6 separate regions of the Mus musculus genome follow, and all the other regions are linked to region 1. The links are chromatin loops, found by intact Hi-C in ENCODE. Cell type or tissue: heart. All regions are shown on one strand.

The links. Hi-C counts contacts between places; a loop is a spot of excess contacts. Peaks named below come from ENCODE experiments on the same cell type or tissue, not always from the same donor. Only the 100,000 strongest peaks of a DNase experiment are listed, where the experiment ranks them.
Region 2: a loop joins it to region 1, with 10 times the contacts of the local background. A loop is called at or near these places in 2 of 42 quality-filtered maps.
Region 3: a loop joins it to region 1, with 7 times the contacts of the local background. A loop is called at or near these places in 26 of 42 quality-filtered maps.
Region 4: a loop joins it to region 1, with 6 times the contacts of the local background. A loop is called at or near these places in 21 of 42 quality-filtered maps.
Region 5: it touches region 1 in a loop (4-fold over the local background); 2 of 42 quality-filtered maps call a loop at or near these places.
Region 6: a loop joins it to region 1, with 4 times the contacts of the local background. A loop is called at or near these places in 15 of 42 quality-filtered maps.

Annotation. Positions count from the first base shown.
Region 1 is chr2:145,697,849-145,701,848 of GRCm38, reverse strand. BC039771 (cDNA sequence BC039771) reads right to left here and starts at 654. Exons shown (of 4, transcript NR_033220.1): 1 at 527-654. In heart, a CTCF peak has its summit at 2,003 (motif pointing left); a DNase peak (open chromatin) is centred at 1,978.
Region 2 is chr2:145,956,124-145,960,123 of GRCm38, reverse strand. All of the region lies in intron 6 of Cfap61 (cilia and flagella associated protein 61), which reads right to left. Among named protein-coding and RNA genes, the nearest start is that of Cfap61, 23 kb to the right of the region's middle. In heart, a CTCF peak has its summit at 2,494 (motif pointing left); no DNase peak of the experiment used is centred here.
Region 3 is chr2:145,880,435-145,884,434 of GRCm38, reverse strand. It overlaps Rin2 (Ras and Rab interactor 2), which reads right to left. Exons shown (of 13, transcript NM_028724.4): 12 at 950-1,113. It overlaps Gm39954 (a long non-coding RNA gene), which reads left to right. Exons shown (of 3, transcript XR_866798.2): 3 at 3,223-4,000. Among named protein-coding and RNA genes, the nearest start is that of Gm39954, 12 kb to the left of the region's middle. In heart, a CTCF peak has its summit at 1,832 (motif pointing right); a DNase peak (open chromatin) is centred at 3,234; H3K27ac peaks cover 1,105 bases.
Region 4 is chr2:145,793,152-145,797,151 of GRCm38, reverse strand. All of the region lies in intron 2 of Rin2 (Ras and Rab interactor 2), which reads right to left. Among named protein-coding and RNA genes, the nearest start is that of Rin2, 9.0 kb to the right of the region's middle. In heart, a CTCF peak has its summit at 2,386 (motif pointing right); a DNase peak (open chromatin) is centred at 2,391.
Region 5 is chr2:145,858,839-145,862,838 of GRCm38, reverse strand. It overlaps Rin2 (Ras and Rab interactor 2), which reads right to left. Exons shown (of 13, transcript NM_028724.4): 9 at 1,665-2,825. Among named protein-coding and RNA genes, the nearest start is that of Gm39954, 33 kb to the left of the region's middle. In heart, a CTCF peak has its summit at 2,213; DNase peaks (open chromatin) are centred at 508, 938, 2,208, 3,288 and 2 weaker places; H3K4me3 peaks cover 3,205 bases; H3K27ac peaks cover 3,565 bases.
Region 6 is chr2:145,900,811-145,904,810 of GRCm38, reverse strand. It overlaps Naa20 (N(alpha)-acetyltransferase 20, NatB catalytic subunit), which reads right to left and starts at 1,570. Exons shown (of 6, transcript NM_001141965.1): 1 at 1,449-1,570. The coding sequence starts at 1,501. In heart, a CTCF peak has its summit at 1,661; a DNase peak (open chromatin) is centred at 1,490; H3K4me3 peaks cover 1,993 bases; H3K27ac peaks cover 1,421 bases.

The DNA of each region.
Region 1 (4,000 bases):
TTGGCAGCAAAACTTGCCAGCACTGCCCACATGGGTAGTTACACAGTCTGCTTTCCTAAGGGACCTTTGAGACAATTTCCTGGCAGTTATTCTTGTCTCTAATCTCAACGCTGTCCCGACTCTAGGCTCCAGACAGGTGTGCATGCCTCTGAGAAGCCCCAAGGCACAGTGGCCAGGGTTCACATCTGCTGGGTCATCATATCCATCTGCACCAAGCCACATTCTAAAGAACATACGATTAAGGACCCGCCTAGAACCAAGTTCCATTTCCCTAGCTGCTGGAAGATCTACATCTCAAAGAGGCGGGGCTTCACTAAGTTTAATGTAGATGAATTTGAAGACGAGGCGGCTGAGAAGTGGTTTGTTCCAGCAAGCTATGGAGTCAAAGATGTCCTCAACTGCAGCCTCTTGGAGAAGTGGTGGGCCCTGCATAACCAAGGGCTTCTACTATGCTCACCTATACCCTACCGAATTTTGTTCAGTAGTAAATCTCACATCCAGTCTGGAAGAAACCAATCAGTCATACCTCTGTGCAATGTACTACAGATTCCTGCATCCTTTCACCTTTGTCTCAGGCATGGACGTAGTGAATGGTTCTAACAATCTGTCCCACATCTTTTGCCAAAAGCCATGGAGAGTTAAACCTTCCCAGCTACAAAACAGAAAGACAAAAGGAAAAGGAAGTCATTTAAAAATATCTCAATTCTTCTTCAGGGGAAAGGTTAGTTTATAAGCCAAGTCAAAGAAGGACATAATTCTTCTCCAAAATCGACATGTTCTGTACTGTCAGCTTCTTCGAGAACTGTCCAAAACAAAAAACGAACATAAAAGGTTGTTAAGTAAAGCTGCTGTTTTTCTCTGGAACTCGTTTTTATTCCTTAAGGATTTATTCATCCTAATTATCCATTGTTGTGTAATAAGACCACAAGACTCGGTGGCTTAAAACAATACTCATTTCCTTATTGCCATGGTTTCTCAGGGTCTGGAATTCCAGAAGAATTTAGCAGAGCAGTTCTGGCTGAGAGTGTCGGATGAGGCCATGGCCAGATGGTAGCTGGAGTTAGAATGTGGGGTTGGGGGGTGAGAGGAGGCATGGCCTGGCAGCTGGCAAGCAGTAGGTCGCTTCTCCATGTAGCTCGGACTTTGTCATCGGCCTCTCTGGCTAAGGTTGGCTTCCTCATAGCATGGTGGCCTCGGAACAACCTAACTGCTTAGAGGATGCAGCTCACAGATGTAAGAAGAATGAACCAGGAAGCAGAAGGGACATCACTGGATCTTTTCCTTTTCAATTTATCCTCAGAAGAAATGTGGCAAAATTCCTCTTCCATCCTAGCAGGTACAAGTAGACACAAAGCCCCATAGGCTTGAGGGGCAATAGCTAAGACTTTTCATCTTGATGGGCCAGTGGCCAGGAGAACACCTAGGCTGGATGGTGGCTGCTGTTCAACTCTATTGGAAAACTACTCTCGGCCCCACAGCCCAAGGTTAACAACAACTGCAAAGTCCCACATACAAGAGGACTATAAATCCACTCTCATTTTTCCTTTCTAAGTCCATTATTATCATCACCATTTTATGTGTCTGAGTGTTTTGCCTGCATGTATGTCTGTGCAGCACTTGCATGTTGGACACTTGGGGAGGACCTTACACGCCCTGGAACTGGAATTACAGATGGTTGTGAACTGCTCCCTGGGTGCTGGGAATCAAACCTGGATCCTCTGAAAGAGAATTTAACCACAGAGTTCTCTCTGTAGCCTCCCTTGGGGGGGGGGGGGGGAAAGATTGATATTGTGTGTGTGTGTTTACACCTAAGAGATGATAACAACATTTATGATGGGAAATGCTTTGACTTTCAAACTCTATTTTCTTCAGGCTGTAGCTCTGCTTAGTACACTTCTGCTTCCTGGGTTTGCACCACATTTCTTTTCTGACCATTAGTTAGATCCGGTGCAAGCAAGGGCAGCGCCTGGGTGGCTGACTGGGTTTCCTGATTCAAGCACGCCCTCTAGTGTTAAAATGGTGTCATTTCTTTATCAGTTGGGTCTGCTCTCAGGGTCGTCTGCCCTCTGTTGGGATGCCCTTTGCTTTCTTCAGGATCCTCCATTTTATCTCTTTTGCTGACTTTCTCAACATCACAAAGTTTCCAGAGGCAAGTGTTCCTAGCACCCTCCATCTCTCCCAGAGTCCCCTTCCTCAGGATGAGACTCATCTTTGACAGTTGGTGTAGCCTGTGCTGTCTCGCCCAGCCTCTGCACACTCGTGTCCTCCACTCAATGCTCCCACAGGCTTCTGAGCCTGCCAGGTCTCACCTGGGCTCCTAGCTGGACTCAAACAGGGGATCTGAAGTTTGTAGAATTCTGTTTCTTCACAATGCTGAGGGGGGTATATAAATGATTACAATATTTGCTCTCTTTCTAGATCAAGGTGACATAGGCCATACTTCTACTCCAACTCAGAGTTTTATACGCCAAAATAATAAAAATGCCATTTAATGCACTTAAGAATATCATTACCCCAAGCCTATTTGCTCAACACTATACAAGTATTTCTTAGTTTGGCATCCTTAGGAACCTTAGGCAGGTCCCAGGGCCCTACAAGTTACCAAAACTCACATTGCCAAAACTCTTACATAAATGCTGCCCTCCATATAATCTATACATTCTCCTGTGCAACTTACACCACCTCTAGAGGATTTAGAACTGATACAATACAACACTGACACAATACAACACTGATACAATACAACACTGATACAATACAACACTGATACAATTCAACACTGATACAATACAACACTGATACAATACAACACTGATACAACACAACACTGATACAATACAACACTGATACAATACAACACTGATACAATACAACACTACATGACCAGTTACTATGCTCTGCTGCTTAGGGGAAAATCAGAACTCCATGCACATTCAATAAAGACCTCTTTTTCTTTTTAATGCATTTTTAATTATTTTATGTGCCTGGGTGTTTTGACTGCATTTATGTCTGTGCAAGACCCTCAGAAACCAAAAGAGGGTGTCAGGTCCCCTGGAACTGGAGTTACAGATGGTTGTGAACTGGCCATGCTGGTACTGGAAGTCAAACTCTGGCCCTCTGTGAGAGCAGTCAATGCTCTTAACCACTGAGCCATCTCTCTAATATCAAATATTTTCTATCCAAAGTTATTCAAATTATTAGATCCAAGTAAAACTGGCCAGTATGGAGAGTCAACTGTACAGTAATATATATATATAAGGTTCTAAATAAGTAACTTTTTATAATAACGCACATTCGTGTGTATGTGTACAGAATTGTTTAAAATCCTTTCTGACCACTAAAGCATACTGAAAGCCAAAATTCTTTAATTTCACCAGCCATTGCCAAGACAGAGAACAGTCCTGTCTCAAAAGTGGAATCCCTTGAAGGCATCTTTTTTTTTCCCCTGGAATAAAAAATCGAAGGCTAAAGGAGTTAACAGGAGTCCTACATCTGACTTTCAAACTCTCTTTGAAAAAGGAGACATTTGTAAATGTTGAACATAGCTAACTAGGGCCATATGGCTCAGACACAAGACAGCATGTCATGAGTTAACCTGGAGCCTCAGCCCCACAGCAAACAATGTGGATGAGACTGTGTCACACTGCCAGTATCTGCATTTGTCCCTGGCTCTTTCAGTGGGTCCGAAGTACCTGGCATCACCCCGCCCCGCCCTCCACCTCCAATAGCCTTCATCTTATGACTGAGGGAGATGGTCCATGAAGACCATCTCCACACTCTCCCAGTCTCAGATGAGCAGGACGTGGTTCTCATGATTCACAACCTCCTCCCCAAGACCACTTCCCTCCTATCTCACATCAACATCCCCAAGGGCTCCTGGAATCCATCCCTATGTAAACCACTTCCTACTATCCTTGTTCAGGGTTGCTTCGAGAGGGGACTTGGATGAAGACAGCTCTCATTTGGACCCTTGCCTCTAGCCTCCCAGATCCTCACTTGG
Region 2 (4,000 bases), 260 kb before region 1:
CAACTGGTCAGTGTACAGAGCACAGCTGACATCAGAAGGCTCTGCCCCAAATGGAATATCTGTGTTCTATCTCTTCCCTCGAGGCTCAGGGATCTCTGTGGAAGTGCTGTCAGAAAGACTGTAAAAGCCAGAAGTGGGAGGTGACTTCAAGAGAGCAGCGATTTTCAGACACAAGACAAATGTACATATATCAACTCATGAAGATTGTAAGGGCATGCGTAAGACCTACACAAGGTTTGCAGGACAAAAATCCCAGCCATAGGAGAGAGAAAGTGGGCACAAAGTCCCTCCCCTAGCTGAGGAGCTAGCTTCACTCAACTGCAGCTGGGGTGCCAGGGTGGGGGGCAGTATCAGTTTTCTTCAACGAGTGAGACTCCTGGGGAAAGCCTCACACCCAGGAGTAGTCAGCCAACATAAACTAGACAACTAGGCTGAAAGGGGGGAGGAGGAGGGAGGGAGCGAGGGAGAGAGAATACAAGAGTTGGGTAAGAGTTGCAGGAGAGAAATGGATATGATCAAAATAGACTATGTGAAATTCTCAAAGAATAAATGAAACCATTTTTTTTTAAAGTTTGAGACTGAGTATGGTGGTGTATGACTTTAAGCCCAGCACAGGGTAGCATATGGGGACAGCAGACAGATTTCCATGAGTTCCAAGCCACCCTGGTCTACATAGTGAGTTAGAGGACAGTCAATGCTACATAATGAATTCCTGTCTCAAAAACAAAACAGAAGAAAAAAATAATTTGAGATGGTGATGTTAACTACATTGATGTACATAGATTTGATCATTATATAGTGTATATTTATATATGTACTTAATAAAATTGTAGCTCTGAGTTTTCATGAGTGTGTATATGTGTGTGTGTTTGTAAATGTTTCATACGGCGAAGAAACACATATTCATAATCTTAAACTAAAACAAATAATACTCAATATTAAAATCAGGAATAAAGATCTGGAGAGACAGCGAGCCCTGAGCCTAGCCGTGAACCTTCCACTGCACATAACAAAGCTGTCCAAAATCGGACCTTAATAGCAACTCTCCTGGGAAAAAAACAAGAAGCAAACATCCAAAGCTTGGAGTTCTGAACACTGTCCCTTAAGCCCGTCTCCAAAATGGATAGAGGAACTTGCTCAACATACTAAATGCATTCCTTGGGGTAATCGATAATTTAAGATCTTGCATCATCCTTAGCGCTAATGATAATGGATGACATCAGCCTCAAAGTCTCAAATGGCATATGACAAAGGCCTGCCTCACAGAAAGAACACCTCGGCTAAGGAGAACCATCCATGCAGCAAAATCTCCAAGAGCCAGCACTCTAAAGCTGTGAGCACTGCCTACCGGGGTCAGACGAGAGGACAGCCCCGTCTCACTGTGAGCGAGGGTGGCAAGTTTACTGGGCGCCCCACCCTGCCATTTGCAGGGTGTATCCCATCCCCATGGTGATGACCAATCTGGGGTTAATAACTCCATCAGCACAAAGAAGACTAGAAACAGAGTTCTGAAAAGCAGCCATTCCTTTGTATGTTCATTCAGAGTGCTGCTTGGGTGGAGAATTCATGTGCTGGTCAGCGCTATCAACTATAAAATACTTTACTTTTAGGAGAACAGAAGGTCTAGCCCAGACAGACTTGTTCTCTTTTTGGGCACTCAAGTGTCCATCAGACCCTGAAAAACATGCCAGATCCCCACCCCCCCCCAAAAAAAATGGAGCTGAATTCAAGCCTTACAACCAATAGGCTGGCAAAGATACTCACTTGGCAATTTGTGTATCTTTCAAACTTAGGGCGTGGCAAAACTAAGAATGCCCTGTGTGGTGGCTCTAACCAGCCTTCCGGAAGACGAACATATTCATCCTTCACTATGTCACCTCGCCAGGAGGTACATGGTGGCACCCTAGAGCCCAAGAACTCTTCTTAGCAACCCGGTCAAGCCTCTTGGTGACAGTTTCGCAGACTGCTTCATGGCTGCAACATCTTGTCCTTTCTCTATAACCAGCATTCTAGAGGGAAGGCACAGGCTGGCTTCCCTTGAGGCAGAGAGATGTGTGTAACACAGGCTGCTAGCCAGGTCACTGTGCAAATCCTCAGGTGGGAAATATTACCCCAGCTCGGCGAGAACAGCACAAAGGCAGCCTGCATGTCCAAGAAACGTCCCAGACCCTTCTGCTGGCCTCAAAGCTTCTTCTTTATCTAAAGAGGCTGCACTCTCCAGTTAGACTTAAAAATATACTATTAAAAGAAGTTGCTACTTTAAATGTCACAAATACATTTTACTGTAGTGTATTTGAAAAAAAAAAGGAAGAATCCAATTTAGTTCTAAAGAATACAGCTTGCTTTGTCACATCATGCTTTCATCAAGAACAGTGTCTCAACATAGGACAGGGCAACATAAAAGTTGTTGCCAACTATATGTTTCTTTTTCATCCTCTTGCAGCGGAGGCGGGAGAAGTACCCTTTCCTTTCCAAGATCTCTTGTGCCCTCTAGTGGTCTTCTTATGGAAATTAACTTCCATCCTTTACATGGTCCTTTCTAGAACTTTAAAACTGGTGTTTAGAGTCAGTTAACTTCGGATCATTGGAAAATGTGATCTTTTTAAGTGAGGTGGATTTTAAAATTCCAGACGTTCTGAGTGATTAGAAGGGCTTCAAAGCATGCAGCAGGCCATGTAAGTTCCCATCATCCAGACCGCTGGGGTCCATGTGCCAATCTTGACAAAGGCAATCTACAGCTCCTGGAGGACTGTCCACCAAACCATGTCTGGCAGGGGGACTGGTGACAAATTTCCCGGGGCACAAGAAAAGCCCCGGCTAAATGCTGTAATTGTTCTACATTTCCTTTTAAAATGGGCCTGGATCCTCTTAACTTAGAGGTCAAAACATCAAATCCCCAGGAGCTGCTTAGAAGTCAAACTGGAAAAAAGCGTGAGACCATCAAATGTCTCGTAAAACTAACTTCTGGGGCTGGAGGGGTGGCTCAGTGGTTAGGAGTGCTGGCTGCTCTCCCAGAGGACCCGGGTTCAATTCCCAGCAACTACACCATTGCTCACCACCATCTGGAACTCCAGCTCCAGTGGACCCAATGCCTTCTTCTGGTACCAGGTATGCACATGGTGCAGGGACATACATTCAGAACTTTGTCTATTAAAAAGTAACTGCCTCAGGAAATGAAAGGTAGGTCTTTGTTGTTGTTTGGGTTTTTTGGTTTGGTTTCGTTTGGTTGGGTTTGTGTAACAACCCTGGCTTTCATGGAACTTAATTTGTGGGCCAAGCTGGCCTTGAGAAAGGTCGTTTTTAAAAACAAAACAAAACAAAAAAGCTTGTTTTAAATGTTTTCTTTTTGCCTTTTAAAGGTTAAAGTCTTAAATTTGTATTAATACAAATGATACACACTTGTGAGATGTGTGTGATGATTTTGGTACAAGTGTGCAACTGTAACAATCAAATCTGAACACATCTTTATCTCCTAAAACATTTACAGAGCTCCTGATTTCCTCTCTCCTGATAAAGAAAATTTTCATCTATTTGAGTCCACATGATTAACTGTAGTCATCTTTAAATAGGCAGGATGCCAGGCAGGAAACCTCAAGCTACTTCACAACACTACCAGACAGCATATAACCCTTCTCTTGACTTAGTCTTCCTTAAACCCACAAGGACCCGGAAAAGAAACCCCTCTACCACCACCGCTCCAAGGCCAAGCCAGTCTTTCTAAGCCGGGAACATCTCACGTCCACCACCGAAGATTAATTGAGCACACTGTAGTTTTTAAAGGTGTGTCCAGTAGCAGCTTTGCTTTGTTTCCAACATAATGAAAGACAGGGAAGAGTAACTTCCTTAATTAGTGTCTGAGTAGAAGGGCAGATTACAGCATCGTTTTCCACGCGGCTAAATCAAAGAGACAGGAGAAGGGATTACGGTGTTCATTCATTTGGTTCTGAATATGTTGCTAGTTAAATAGCGGAGGGCTAATTACATCCCCAAACCCTTCCCT
Region 3 (4,000 bases), 180 kb before region 1:
GGAACTCGGGGGTTGCTGGGCCAGGGAAAGGCTCTGTGTCACCCTATGGGGACCACACAGCAGCTCGACCTCTCAAACTGAGGTGCTGTCCTAAGAGCCGGACTGATTCCAGGGGATTCGGTTTAGAACTTGAAGGAGAAAGTGGGGAGGGGTGGCGGTAGAAAGATACCTTGTTGCACCTCCCCCACTTCCCAAAGGGTAACAGGGGTGGAGGGGGGGAGGGGATGGGGGCGCTGCAGGATAAGCACTGCTGTTTCCTGAGGAAACTGGATATCCGTTCCCTCTGCCTCGGCTTTCTCCTTTGGACATTTTGTTGGGTTAGGTATTTAACAGCAGGCCAACTGTGTGTATGTTTTATGTGGAGATAATTATATTTATCTTTATGTTTAAAAGTGAGTCACACCCAGTAGAGACTATGTCTTGACTTTTACTTTTATTTTTCCTTCTTTTTTCTATAAGTGTTAGGGAAGGAACCCAGGACATTGCACATTTGGTCTACCACTGAACTATCCTAACAGCCAGGTTTTGAATCTATAACCTCCCCCACCCCCAGGCTGGCTATATTGAATACCATCCACCAGATAAGGCTGGATAGCAGTGATGAACTGGCCCTGACAATCAGCAACAAGATCACAATTCGATACAACAAATCTTCCCCACAGGTGCCCACTGTTTTCCTACATTACCATGTTTGATAGGTTAGATACAGTTAGTGCACTTTTCTCTTCTAGTGTAGCCAGTGAGAACATGGACCTTTGAAAGTCGAGGTGCATCTGTGTACACGTCTAAAGACACTGGAGTGACCAGAGGGTGGCTTCATTATTCCTTTTCTACAAGGTGACTCCCCCTGAGCCAGGCCCTCAGGCCCTAAGGCCATGTGCTGTAGGAAATAGCTCTACCTTCCCTGGAGACGGGGAAGCAGGGCTGGGACTTGGACTTGGGTGTGTACCTGAAAGTCGTCAACGGAGGGGATAGTTCGGTTGGTGGTTCTCCGCTTGTGCCACTGCCTCAGCGTGTCCCTGGCTTCGGAGCTGAGCAGTCTCGCAGCCTGTTCTTCTTGGAAATTCTTTATCAGAGATAGCGCCCCATAGGCACTGGTCAAGTAATAGCCTCCTGGAAGAGCAGTGAAAATGGGTCCTTAGGAGTGTCACACTGGCGATGGCAGCGGAGATGCACAGACGTTAATGTCATACAATTCTAGGGACAGAGTCTAGGGACTGACCCCTGTATACTAAAATCTATGGATGCTTAATTCATCATTAAAAAAGTCACAGCATTTGCATATGATCTACATAATCCTCCCATAAATCTTACATCATCATTAGATGACTTAAAATACCCTGTAGAATAGAAACATTACATAAAGAGCTTAGGGGAAAGGACAATTAAAAAGTTTATATGTGTTTGTTTCATTTTTTTTCCTTAAATTTTACAGCTTGTGGTTGATTGAATTCTCAGGCGCAGAGCCTTACAGGCATGGAAGTAGACGGTGATTTCTCCATCGCTTCCACAGAGACTCACACCCTACAGCGTATCACTCATCTCTACTCAAGCATTCATCTCACACACATTTATGGAGTGATCCAAGCCTGTGCCAGGGGCAGGGAACACCCAAGAGCCCATAGCATTCCTGTTGCCACATTTAAGAGAAGAGATTTATATATTAAATACAGTGGTGTCCCTCTGAGAGTGCCATTAAAATTCATCTCTCCTGTCAGTGAGGAGTGCTGACAGACAAGAGACATTTTAAGATATCTATGTATTTTTCTTGGTTTGTCTTAAAAATAAATCAGTTGCTTGCTGAAGAATTTGCAAATGTGCTTGAGTGCCACTAGAGGGCGTTTTGAGGGCGTAGTGAGAATTCTCTGCATGCTACATATTTTGTATTTAAAGACATAGTCCTTCCATAAATCTTATATCATCAATAGATGCCTTATAATACCCCATAGGACAGAAACACTACATAAAGAGTTTAGGGGAAGAAGGACAAAATATCCATTAGAGTTCTACTATGTGTTCAAGACAGAGGTGGGGAACAGGAGATTATGAGAACCTGTATCCCTGTCCCCCAGAAGTGGAGACACACATTAAAGAGGGCAGATGTGACAATTGATTCACTCATAGACCAGAAGTTCATTGCAATCAAGTGAGAAAGAAGTGTCACTTTCATGGCCAAAGCCTTTAATTGCCCACAGGGAGCCTTGCAGAACTCTTTCTGACCCATGTGCAGGATTGAAATGGTTTCACCTCTCAGGAACATGGGTAACAGGCCCGTGAACCCGCATTGGGGTTGAACCTGGCAAAGCAGCCTTGCTGTTGGCAGTCATCGATGGAGATTCCCCCGCCCCCTTTCTTTCTTTGCAATGCTTTAGGGTGCAGCTAGCCACGGGCTCTACCATTTAGCCATAGCCACAAGCCAAGTCAGCCCATATCAGGCTTTTTGTTTAGAGTTTTCCTGACCCTACCATCCACAATTTAAGATCTCTACAGCAACTTTTGCTACAAATTATTAATCCTTAGTATCTGTCCCAGGAATAAGTCACACATGACTCAGTTTATAACGCTAGCTCAAGTGTGTGAATGCCACACAGGGGAGTCCAGGGCAATCTACACGACTACTAGAATCTGCATCCTGGTGTCAGCATTTAACAGTGGCTCCGGGAGCTACAATCCCTGTGGGGTGCTGAGGGGTTCCTTGGACTTTAAATTTTGACTCCACAGTCCTGATATGCTTAGCCCACTAAGGAGAAAACCTCAAATGCTGGAAACACAGAACTGGCCACACTTTGAAACATGTGGATCCAATTAGAGGAAGGTTTTCAATTTCAGCAAAACCATACCCCGCCAGAAGCAAGAGCTCTGAGCTTGCAAGGGGATCTATGGTGCTGGGCTGTAAATGAGAATGGCTGCTTACACAGCAGAAAAGACATGAAACTGTTGTAAAGTCAACCCAAGAGCGCTCTGGACAGGCCACAGAAAGCATGGGCCTGTGACACATGACTGCAGCAACTCTAGGTCCAGATCGGAGGAGCTGCAGTTCAATACCTCAGATTAGTCCAGAGCCGCGGGCAGGCAGCCTGCCTGGGCCATGCTCTCCCCAGGAAGGAAGGCAAGCAGAGTGCCTGGCACAGTTCATGCAGAGGAACCCACGGGCTGTTTAGACATCAGTGTATCCTTTTTTTTTTTTTTATATTATTCTTTTTTTTTTTTCCTTCCTCACAGGGATTCCTGCTGGCGAAGACAATCCTGCCCATCTGTCACAACGCAATGCTGATTTGTTCCCCTTTAAGAAGACAAGCTTGAAACCCGGGATCTCACTCTGAGGCACTGCTGGGAAAGGGGGCAGGAAATGGTGTCTCTGTCCTCAGACCACAAGACGTAAGCATCTAAGTACACACTGTCAACAACAGAAGGATGCTTTTCTAAGGGACACTGAGACACTCTTTTCCCCAAAGCCTCAAGGGGTCTTCTTGCTACTAGAAACCACCAAAATAAACCCCAAACCGCAATAATCACATGGTGGGAAAAGGGTTGGCTCCACACTGGAGCTTACAAATGTCTACCTCGGTGCCTGGACAAAGCCACACTCATTGTCTCTACTGCCCAATCCCTGGAAGAGGAAAAGACACCGTGGGAGTCACGGGCTCATATTGGAATATCTGGGTCCCCGGCTGAAATTTCATGGATACGGCCGGGTGAGACACAGAGGCCGGAAGAGCTCATTCACATCTGCCTCGGCTTGGGGACAGGATGGAGGATACTTATCCCAAGTTAGTGGCGCCCAAAAAGGGATGGGGCGGGCATGTCTTCCTAGATGATGTAAACCCAGGGCATCCCAAGGACAGGTAGACCTTTGTGCTCAAGCCCAGACTGAAACTCAACAGGAACAGAGAAACACAGCTGCCCCATCAGGGTCTATCTGGGTGCCCAAGAGACTCCTGAAAAGAATTAACAGATGTGCACACAGGCCCCGATTTGTCTCCTTCCAGAATGACCAGCT
Region 4 (4,000 bases), 95 kb before region 1:
ATTCACCATAGCCCCTTCATTCATTATCGTCCTCCATTCTGAGGCCACATCTCAGCTCCTACCGAGCTCCTTTGGGCTGGGTTGGCTTTGCTTGCTTCTGTTGTCATCTGGATCCTGTAAGCTTCTGGGCGAACGCACTTCAGCAATTTCAAACAACCTATAGGGAGTGTGGCTCAGGAAGAAAAGGGACCCGTCCTCAGCGCCCGGGCTCCACAGCTAGCTCTACCCTAACTTTCTGGTCCTTTGACAGATCAGTAGCCCTGGCAGGTTTGTGTGTGTGTGTGTGTATGTGTGTGTGTGTGTGTGTGTGAGAGAGAGAGAGAGAGACAGACAGACAGAGACAGAGAGAGACAGAGAGAAACAGAGAGAGAGAGAATGTGTTTGTTTTACCTTCAAGTATGTCTGTGTACCACTTTAATGCCTGGTACCCATAAAGGCCAGGAGAGGGCATCAAATCCCTAGAAACTGGGGTTAAGGAAAGCTCCGAGCCTGTCTTGTGGGTGTTGGGAATTGAACCCAGGTCCTCTGGGAGAGCAGCAAGTTCTAACTGCTGAGCTATCCCTAGCCCCACGTGTTTGTTCATTTGTGATGTGACACACCACTACCTTTGATTCAGGGAACCAGAGCAGAATTGAAGTCAGCCTTGGCTAGCTAGAGATAACTTGTCTAAAAGCAAAATAAAATACCCCACAAACAAACAAACAAACAAACAAACAAAGAAAAGCAAGAAAAGAATTGCCTTTGAGAATTCAGAAACATGCAGTCATCTCCCCATGTCAATGTCGGGTGAACTTTCTCCATCAAGGGTAAATGTTTCAGGCTTTGAAGGCAATGAAGGTGATGCTATTCAGTCGGGCAACTATCTGGAGGAAACCCAGGCAATTCAAAACCAGTAGGTGTAGCTATATACAAATAGAAGTTGATTGGCAGATCTTTATTTTTGCGGGGTGCATTTTGTTGACTGTCGCCAAAACTCTGTTCTCTCTCCTGTTGCTTCTCTTCCATACCACACACTGTGCTTCACGAAGTTACCATTATTATTTTAAGTATTGGCTAACTGCCTGGGGATGGAGCTGAGGTAATGGAATGTTTGCTATTACACAGGAAGCCCTGGGTTTGATCCCCAACACCATAGGGTGGCACACGTCTGACATCCCAGTACTCAGGAGGAAGAGGCAGAAGGATTGGAAGGTGAACATCATTCTCAGCTACATAGTGAGTCTGACGCTCATTTTTTCAAGAGGTGGGCTCAACACATGCTAATCAGATGGTCCAAGAATGAGTCTCACCACTGCTCTGGGACAATCTTAAAAAAAAAAAAAAAAGATGGGAGTTTTCAATAGTCCTCCTTTGTTATACTCCAAATGGAAAAATGAGTTCTATGGAACAGATTTTAAATCTGCACAGAAGAAACCCAGAAAGAAAGCTCTCCAGATCACAGTGATCTGCTCTGTGAAGAACAACTGATGGAAAATGGGAGTGAAGGCTGGCAACATCTGCCAGGCACACAAGAACCAAGTGTGGAGAGGCCCAGAGGCTGCTTTCAAATGGCCGGGGTCTTCTGAAGAAATTCAGGAAGATACTGAGTTATACTTCAGTTTTTGGCGTGGTTTCTATAAAGACGGCACTTGGGTATTGCTATGTCCTCCACCTTCATAGCCTTCCTCAGTTCTCAACTGTACTAAGAATAGAATCTCAACATCTCACCCAGCTGCAAAGCCGCCCCATCTTTCTCCTTCCTTCATTTCCCTGCTACCCTGACTCCTGGTTCTATGCAGAGCCTCAGACACTGCTCCAGGAGTTTAAAAAGGCTCTTTTGTGTCCTTTCCTCCCAGACAGTTCAAACTACCTTTCACCTCCCCAAGAAGGTTTCCCAGCAACCACACAGGGAGCCATGCACTTCCTCTCCTCCTTCAAGCCCAGGTTTCTCTAACTGCTATGGAACATCCTGGGTACTGGTCACTTAAAGTCCAGGACTCACCCTGCCATCATGAGGGCTGATTCCATACCATGTGGATACCCAAATCTTGTATGTAAACCTCTGCACATACACACTGCGCATTTTTCATCCACTCAGCTAATGAACTGAAAACTTGGTGTTTTAGGCCAGGGATTAGCCACGGGATGCAACAAAAGGTCAGTAGGTCAATCTCTGCTCTGGACAAGCAGTTGGCTAGAGGGTGATAAATACATGACTATTCTTTCTTCCTTTCCTTTCCTTTGTTTCTAAAAGGCCGGATGCAGAGCCAGCTAGAGAAACCCCAGGCAAGGATTGTCTCCTAATTTACAATGCGCATCAGGATCTCTCCACCTCAGCACTACTAAAATTTAGGGCTGGTAAATGGTCCTGGGTGCTGTAGGAAGTTTGGCGGCACCTCTGGGCTCTGACCACTAGAGGCCAGTAGCTTCTCCATGCAAGTTGTGGCTGCCAAAACTCTGGCTAGGACTGAACCAGCTTCCAGCAGTCAGTCACCTGCACCTTCTCTGAGACTCTGAGATAAGCTCTCTGAATCTGGAAATACAGAGCACAAACATTAGGAGTGCCTCTATGTAACTAATTCGAAGAGCAAGCAATCCCAGATTATCCAGGTAGCTTGCAGCATGGGTCTAAAATGAAAGAGAAACCAAGACACACACCGCACACATAACTGAATGGCCTCCTCTCCTGGCATAGACTTGTATTCATGGTGGAGTGTCAGATAGCATCAGTAACACCACAGCTTCCATAGCCATGCATTGATGGACCTCTTCAGAGCACACATTGGAATGATTCATTTTACAACCCAGGTGGGAAGGTGACATCACTCACTCCATCTTCCACAGGAGAAAGGGACCCTAGATCATCTGTCTCTCACCTCTTTCCTTTTCTCCTGGTCCTGAATCTGTGGCACAAGCAGTCTCCCTGTCTCACCTTCACAAGTAACTTAGATCTCATAGATGTCTGCCGCTATACCTCTGAGCCTTGTTATTGATTTTTTTTTTAAGACTGGGTCTATATTACCCATGCTGTTCTTGAACTTGTGTACTCAAGAGACCCTTCTGCTAGGATTAGATATGTGTCACTAGGCAGTTCAAGGTTTTATTTTGCTTAAAAACATTAGACTCCCCTGGAGCAAACATGGAGACCTGCAGGCAACATTCAACTTTAGACACTGTTGGCTACAGTTTGCTGGAAACTGACCTACAAACCCACTTGACCTGTACTGTTGCTTTTAGCAAACACAGCATCTGCTATCTCAAAAGCTCGTGTTACTCCTTGAAAGGCATGTCCTGGGGGCTGGCCTGGGATAAAGGTGTTGAAATCACTGGCAAGAGGCCTGTCCATACACCTAAAAGGCAGACTAGTGTCATCTCTAGAGAAGGCCACTGTCTCTGGTGACCTCTCTATATGGTATTTCTTGGGCAGGCAATCCAGAAAAGTTGCAAAAGCAGCCAGACTGCCAGGGTCATGTGATGTGGAAATACTTCCACCAGGATCCCAGGGTCCTAGGGTCCCAGGGGTCGAAGCTTGAGTCCTGAAGACCCTACAGAGCTCAGCCAGTGTCCTCAATTGAATGGTAAAAGAGAAAACGAAGCAAGGAGAGGCATTCACTGATGTCAAGAACATCGGGAAGAGGTAAGAATGAAGGGGTCCAGTGACCATGTATGACATGACATGAGGCTTATGCTTAACCAAAGAGTAAGGACCACATGGTCCTGGTCAAGGTGTGGTCTTCCTTATCCGAGAAACATCACTGTCCCAGCTCCCTCAGAACTGTGTGAAATCTCCCCTTCTGGCTGGCATCATCCTTGAGTATAAAACTCCTGGGGGTAGCAGCCATTTCTTGGGACCCACTCCCTTAGGCTGCCTTTTCTCTCGCCGGGATTGTTATATACCTCAGAGCAGAGTCAGGCCAGGTGGACTCCCATGTTCTGCCTTATCCAGTAGTAGGCTGGTTCCCCACCTGTAAAAGGAGGGGTTTATGCCAGATAAACATTAACTCTTTGCTGCCCAGGGTGG
Region 5 (4,000 bases), 160 kb before region 1:
ACTCTTCCAATGATAGGACAAACACATGCAGTAGGGCTGGCACCGCAGGGGCTTGGGAGCTGAGGCTGGAGAACTGGCGGTTCGAGGCTGATCTGGGCCACTAAGTACAGAGCTTCATACCAGTTCAAGCTCTGAACTTACCAGCTACTAGATGGTGTGGGCTGGCATACAATCTGCCTTCCTCCATTCCTCAAGAGATAGAAAGCATTTTGACTAGGGTGTGTACGGAAGGGGAGGAGAGCGCTCACTGAAGCAGCCTGTCCAGGCTTCTCGTTCAAATGGGAGGCTCTATAGAGATGGGTTTCCTTTCTTACTAGGGGTCCCTGTGAACATGATGTTGGAAGGGGTCTTCAGGAGAGAAAAGACTCTCGGGCTGCAGGGGAAAGAGGGAACTTGTGTGGATATTCTGCATTCTGCAGAAGTCTCCTGAAAATGATTTCCATTCTTAGGCGTAGCACAAAGGCACATTCCTTTCAGCCACTTTCTCTGGAGCACCCGAGCTCCTTTAGCCACGCCCAAACAGAACCCTGGGCTAGGTCAGAGTCCCACAAGAAAACAAACAAGGCTTTGAGTCTTTTGTGACCAAATCAAAGAGCTGCTCAAATTGAGAGAGAGAGAGAGAGAGAGAGAGAGAGAGAGAGAGAGAGAGAGAGAGAGAGAGAGAGAGAGAGAGAGAAACACATGCTCTACCACACACTGTTTACTACTTTTGACAAACACACCCAATCAGAAAGAAGAAATCTGAGTTTAGCTAAACCATGGAAATGTTTGTAAACTCTTGGCTGTTGCTGCCCACTGAGTGAAGTCTCTGAAATTAACCTTTTAAGAGTCAATGCGTGAAACAAAAACAAAACAACAACACGATCAACAGCAGCAGCAGCAACAACAACTACAAAAACCCTGGCTACTCCCGCCCTGGAAAAAAAGACTGCTTGCCAAATTCAAATTTGCCTTGGCAAGATGCTTACCAAAGTAACAATTCAGCTCTCCTGTGAGGTTACAAAGAAAGCATTTCCCCTTGACTCTGGAGAGAATGCCTTTCATGTGATCTTCGAATTATGTCACTTAAAGGTACACCAAATAAACTTCTCTTTCCTATTTCTTGTTTCTTCCCACACTGCCTAATACAGACTCTGTAGGATGAAAACCAACAGGGAGGTCCACTTGAGGCTGGACAGGAACAAGGTCCCTGAGGGTTGGTCTGTGTTCTTTTCTCTGGGTTGGGGGGCTTGGACACAGGTGTGCTCCCCCCACCTCGCCCCTAGTCTTCATACTCCTAGCATATGCTACAAAACAAAAGCACCCACAACCTCTGGAAAGACAGTGAAAAATACTGTCAGTAAGCATGCAGGTTACAGAAGGACGCACAGCCAGAAAATGCTCAACAGATGTGTCACACGCATAGAGCAAGAGCAGGCAGCAACTGGGACCTTTCAAAGTGGTACAACCCCCACCCCTGGATAGAATCCTTCTGCAGTTCTAAACATCTGAAGCTTGGTGTGTAGCATCTGCCTAAAAAAGGGAGATCTTTCCATTCAATTCAGATGGGAGAGTGTGTCATTTGGAACTCCAGGTTAAACTTCATCCCAGACAACTAACAGGACACACCGGCTGACAAGGGTTACAGTACATTTTATGCCTGAAATGGGTAGAAGGGCACTTACCAATTTGGTCTTCTGGGATCAGTGACTCAATAGGGGGGTCCAGTTCAGAGCTCTGAGACAAATAGTTCTTGACCTGGGTCATAAACTGCCGGATGGTCTGCAGCATATCGGTGCTGGACACATGGCACTCCTTGTTCTCCTTCAGGAAGCTCACGTAGTCCTGCACCAAGCACCCAAAATAGGTGCATTTGTCCCGGGACAGCTCGGCGATCCTGCGGACCATCCGCTTCTCAGGGGTCATGAAGGAGCTGAACACCCCGCTCATCTTTCGCAACTGGGACTTGACAAGCTTGGGCAGCACAAAAGAGCTGTTCCTCTTCTTTTTGGACTTGATGGGAGGTGCCATGGTCTCTTGGTCACTCTCCCCTTCGTAGTCCTCCAGGCTGCTGGTGGTGTCAGCCTCGTACCCATACAGAGGCATGCTCCGGTCGAACTCCAGCGAGTCGGAGGAGGAAGTGGAAAGGCTCATGTCGCTCAGCCTCTGCCTGGCTCCATGGCACGGTGGTGGCTGTGATTCAGAGCCGGGCGGCGGCGCCCTTGTGCAATCCCCGGGGGCGTCCCTAGGCGGGGCTCCACCTGCGTGCCCAGCTGTGCCCATCTCTAACTCCAGCTCTAGCTCGGGCTCCGGCTCCGACCTCCGGCTGGGCCGGCGGGCAGTCAAGGTCTTGGCGCTGCTTTCTGCTTCCAAAAAAGAAGCCTGCTTCTTCAGCCGGGGTGGAGGGATGGGAGTTGGTTTTGTTCCAAGCAGAGCTACGTTCCCATGTTTGCTATGGTTGACTGTTTCTGGCATGCTCGTCTGGGGTTCAGTCCTGGATAGCCCAGGGCTTGTGTGCAGACTATTAATAGCGGGTGGCGGGGGCCTGGGTGGGGGGGACCGAGGTCTCTCGGTGCCATTCGCGTTGGGAGTCCTTGTGCTCGGCCGCTTTGGGCCTGTGCTGAGGTCCTGGCTGTGCACTTTCAAGAAAAGAGGATTAATAAAACACAAGGCTCCGTTGGTCTGGCTGCACTCCAGCTCCGAAGGCGTCCTGGTTTTTATAGAATGCACTCCATTTATAAGGCAGAGCTGACGCAAGGAGGCAGGGCAGATGCCGGCTGAGGGAAGAGGCCTATGGGGAGGTGGGGAGTTCAGGGGTTTGTTGTCTGCCGAGGAGCTCCAAAAATCTGTAAGTCATTATCAGCAAAGACAAGAATGTAAATATAGTGCACTCGGGACATTCCTACACACACACACACACACACACACACACACACACACACACACACTGTGGGGCAACAGGGGCTTAACTTGGGGTCTGCTTTTTTCCTTTGATCCTCTCCGCCCCCCTTTCCCTTACTGGAAAGGGCATGAAGGCAGCTATGGGTTCACAGGGAGACGCCACCAGGGGCCTCTCACCTTCAAAGCCTTTGAGAAAGGTTGGCTGAGCCAACAGGCAGCTCCAGCCCAGCCCTTCACACAGGTAAGAAGGACAAAGAAAACTGGAATGAGTCCAGGATAAGCTCGTAAAAGACACGGAACTACTGAGCCTGTGCTTTTCAAAATCCCACTTAGCCTAGAGAGCAACGCCACCCTTTCCAATCTACTTCTCCCGGGTGCCCTCCAAGGAGGAGGCGGCCAGCCAAGGAATCCATCTGGCCTCCAAGTTCCCCTTTATGAGGTAGGACCAGCAGCTGGGCCTGGGGGATATTACACAACCTACTTGTGGTTTTACAGATTCAGCATTAAAACCCAACAAAGAGGGAAAACGGCATTCAAGGGTCCCATCCCTACAGGGGGTAGACTAGGGATACAGAGTGAGTGTGTGTGTCTGTGTGTGTGTGTGTTCATATTAGGTTCTAGACATCAAACACTGTGTAGTCTGATTGTCAACCTATCCAAAAACCAAAGTCCTAAAATCTTAAAAAGAATTCTCTTTCCATCTAGGAGGAAAATATTTTAACTAAAGTTAAACTCATACTGATTCTGCCAGAGCATTGGGGTAAAGTCAAACCAGGTGAACTGTGTGTATTGTCAGCCACTGTGTGGTAGAATCTTGCTGTGGGGTGGGGGTGGGGCGACTAGCAGAAGCAGACTTACAGTGAGTCCCACCTGCCTGAGTAAGGACCTTAGGTAGGATGAGGGACATGGCCCACAGCAGTGTGTGTGTGTGTGTGTGTGTGTGTGTGTGTGTGTGTGTGTGTGTGTGTGTATAGCTGATTAAGAGGGGAAGAGACAGGTGTCATTAAGAGATCTTCATCCTTACTCTCCTCACAGCACCAGAGTAGCAGAGGTGCCTCTGTACCACTGAGGATAAAAGCCCCACACTGCACCTCTCTTTCCCTTAGTGCTGCCTTTCCCC
Region 6 (4,000 bases), 200 kb before region 1:
AGAATCAATCTCCTGTGGATACCAAAGGATCTCAGACTTGTGATCCTCCAACCTCAGCCTGAGTGCCAGGATCAACCTTTTTCATTTATTGAATGGGTATGGGTTTTATATGTCTGTGTGTTACATGCATACCTGGTGCTTACTCAAGCCAGGAAAGGCCAGCAGCTTCTTGGAACTAGTATTACAATCAAGTGTGAGCCTCCATGTGGAGTGAACCCCTGTCCTCTGGAAGAGCACCCAGTACTTTTAACAACTGAACCATCTCCAGCTCCATGGGACCAATTTTTTAACAACCACCAGGGCCAGTCTCCACCTACTCCACGTCAGGGTTCTGTGTGTGCAATCCCTTCCCTCACCCAGAAACTGAGGACATCAGCACATGACAGAATTTGTGAAGATTTAAGGGCCTATTATTACATGAGCGCCTGCCACAAGTACTAAAATGCACAGAGGATTCAACACAAGCGGGACCTAACCGAAATCTCACAAGATCGGATCTGAACCAATTAAACACGATAATTAAACCTGGCTTCACCTGAAGCAAAGGCCTACCCTGCTTCACACTCCATTTTCCTGCAGCCTTCTCCAGAGTTTCCTCCTTGCCAAATTTCCTTCATCAAGGTTCATCCCCTCTTTGAAATGTCCATCATCCCAGAGTTTCTTCCCTTCTGTTACCTAAACCTTCCGGTCCATACTTCTTACTACGTTATATCAAGCAAATAACCGAGGTCATGTGTCTACAGGAGTTCGCGGTGAAATGCTGAGCTTTTTAAATGGTCATAATTTGGATTCCAAACTAAATTTTTTTTTCTTTTTAAAAAGCGAGAAGGGGAGAACGGCAAATCACGGGTTTTTAAATTTTGGACTGAAAAGAAACCACACAGCACCGGGGAGTCTTCAGTACATTGGATCCCCAACCAAAAAAAAAAAAATGTAGTCTAGCTGGGTGTGGTGGGGCATGCCTTTAATCCCAGCACTAGTAAGACAGGAAGACATATCTGTGAGGTTTAGGCCAGCCTCGTCTACAGAGAGTTCCTGGAGCCCAGGGATACGAAATGAACCCTGTCTTTTTTTTTTTTTTTTTTTTTTTTTTAAGAGAAAAAGAAAAAAACCCAAGGCAGTCTACTTTGGGCGCTCCGCTACTGTAACTACCAAGCACAAACCACAACTTGCTGAGAGGGCCCGGAGCATCGCAAGGTTACTTCACTGGGATACAATTTAACCAGGACCGCGCTCCTTCCCCGCCCTCCCTCCGCAGTGAGGCCGCCTCAGGGAGCGGGCGCGGGGTGTCCAGCCCGGCTCCGCATCATCCCGGGCGCACCGGGAGCGCCGCGCCTCGGCCAAGGTCACCGGTCAGCGCGCCCGCGCAGCGTCCACCCGGCCCACGGCCCCGCGAGGCTGACCCCGTCCCGCGCCGCGAAGACAGAGGCCGGCCGTGCCTCACTCACATGTTGTTGAAGCGGAACAGGTCGTCGCAGGTGAAGGCCCGGAGCGTGGTCATTGCGCCGCCGCCAGCCTCCAACCCGCTCGGCGCGACCCCGCGCCCGCACTACCGGAAGTACTCGCGCCCGCGGCCGCCATGGGGTGGGACAAAGAACTACTTCCGGACCAGAGGTTGCTGGGCAACAAGAGTAGCGTCGTAGCTCTCTCTGGCGGCTGAAATCAGCAATTGCCTTAATGATCCGCGCCCCGCAGACCCTTTCCAAAAAGTAGGCAGAGTAGTAACAAGGAGAAAGAAGCTGGAGTCAGAGAGCCAAATCGTAAAAGCAAGCTTCAAAACTACAAAGATGCTTCACAGGGTGAGTTAGGAAGTGATCCCTAAAAGGATGGCTCAGGGCCTCTTCTCTCAACCACTGTCATGAACCAGGGATGTGACCTTAAATTTTCTAGCACATTAAAATTATTTAGAAGAAAGGAAGGAAAGAAGGAAGGAAAGGAGGGAGAGAGGGAGGGAGAGAAAGAGAGAGAGAGGAAGAAAAAGAAAGGAAGGAAGGAAGAACAGAAAGAAAGAAAGAAAGAAAGAAAGAGAGAGAGAGAGAGAGAGAGAGAAAGAGAAAGAAAGAAAGAAAGAAAGAAAGAAAGAAAGAAAGAAAGATTATCTGTATAAAAAATGTGAATATCTTATCTTATTTTGGCAATAAGACTTTGAAATCTGGTCCATATATTTGCAGTTTATTTTAATCCGAGAGAAAAATGATCAGAACTATTTGTTTTCGATGCTGATTTTAATAAATGTGTGATTAAAGAGCAGATCAAGCCAGGAATAGTGCCTTACACCTGTAATCCCAGTAGTAAGGAGACAGAGACAAGAGGCTGTTAGTGAGCCTCGAAAACCCTGGTCTATATAGTGAGTTCCAGGCCAGTCAAGGACACATAGTGTGACCGTCTCAAATACATGCATACAAGATGATAGAGCTATCAAAGTAATCCAAACATGTTTCCAAATAACCAAATGAAACATTATCTCATGTCTAAGTTGAAAGTTAACCATTAGGAATTACATTCTTTCATCTGGCCTGCTACATTTTAAGCACCAGCCCAGCGTCTCCACGGCATAGACCCAGTGACTGAGGAGACTATGTACTGTCGGGCTGTGAAGCTGCCTTCCCCTCTTCTCCTTACCAGCAGTTGGGGTGGTCCTGGAGAACATGCTGCTGAGCTCAAACCAATCCAACTCAGCGAGATGCCTACATTACAGCAGACTCACATCCCCAACTCCTTTGGGACTCAGTTGCTCCGCAGGTGTCTTGGGAATTCCTTGGCCAAACCTGAGGGCCAGGTGTGGTGGAGAAGAAAGCAAATGGTTGAAAGAGCAGGTAGTCCCAGTGGCTCCTCGCCAAGCTTTGTCTCTAAGCCTGATGAAGTAAATTATACAATGAATAATTGTAAACATGGGTATGACAGGCCCGAAAGTATATATATAACTGCTACTATGGTAGAAAGGTGGAGTTTGACACCATGAGTTCAGCTTCTACCCTCTATTCACTTACTTTGGCAAAATATGCCATGAAATGAACAGTAAAATATATTTTTGAGGGAAGTTGAGGTTATGATGCTTATACAAATGGAAAAAATGGACAAAGTCAGAAAGAGTCTGAACTAACCAGTAAGAGAGATATGGTAGTCTACTCAAGGAAAATTTTAAATGCATGTGGTTAAAACAAAGACAAAATTGAGAGGGGGGGACATGTGGGGGAATATGAATTTGATGGGTGTATATATGCTCATATTTCATTGTATGTGTGTATGAAATTCTCAAGAATAAAAATGTTTTAAGCCAGTGAATGTAAGTAAATTTGCTTTTTTTCATGAATAAGTGTATCATTATACAAAGAAAACTATAAGTAAAATACACACAGCATATTCAAACATGATCCCAGGACTTAGAAAGATGAAGGAGAATCTTGTCTTCCAGACCAGCCTGTGCTACATAGCAAGACCCTGTGTCAAACATCAATAAAAAACAGAGTAAATAAATGGCCAAGGTGCTCAGGACCGCTGGTCAGCATCCACAGGGCAGTGTCCTCTTACTTCTCCACTGGACAGCACATGGGACACTCGTATTCTTATGGGTCAAGAATCTTTCATCAATATCCATTTTCTGCATCTCACAGATTTGTACAAAGAAGTGGAAGATAATAAAAATGAAACTCAGAAGAGTTTACTACTTGGGGTATCCAGTATTGCTTTTTGTTTTAATTGGCCATGTCAAAATATTTTGCAACTTTTTTTTTTCTGACATGATCCAGTGTTGATTTGAACTAGCTGGTTGTGAAGTTTGGATGATATTCATAATTTTCTTCTGATTCTGGTTTATAACCATAAGGTTTCTAAGTATTTTAAATATAATAAAATTTTAGTTTAGTTTAGTTTAGTTTTTTCAAAATAAAAAGGTGAGTTTAATACAGAGGCAGCACTTGACCCATGCTAGATACTGTGGGCTACTAATTTGCAACCCATGAGAGATGGGCATAGTGGCTGAAACATGTATCCAGCTGTT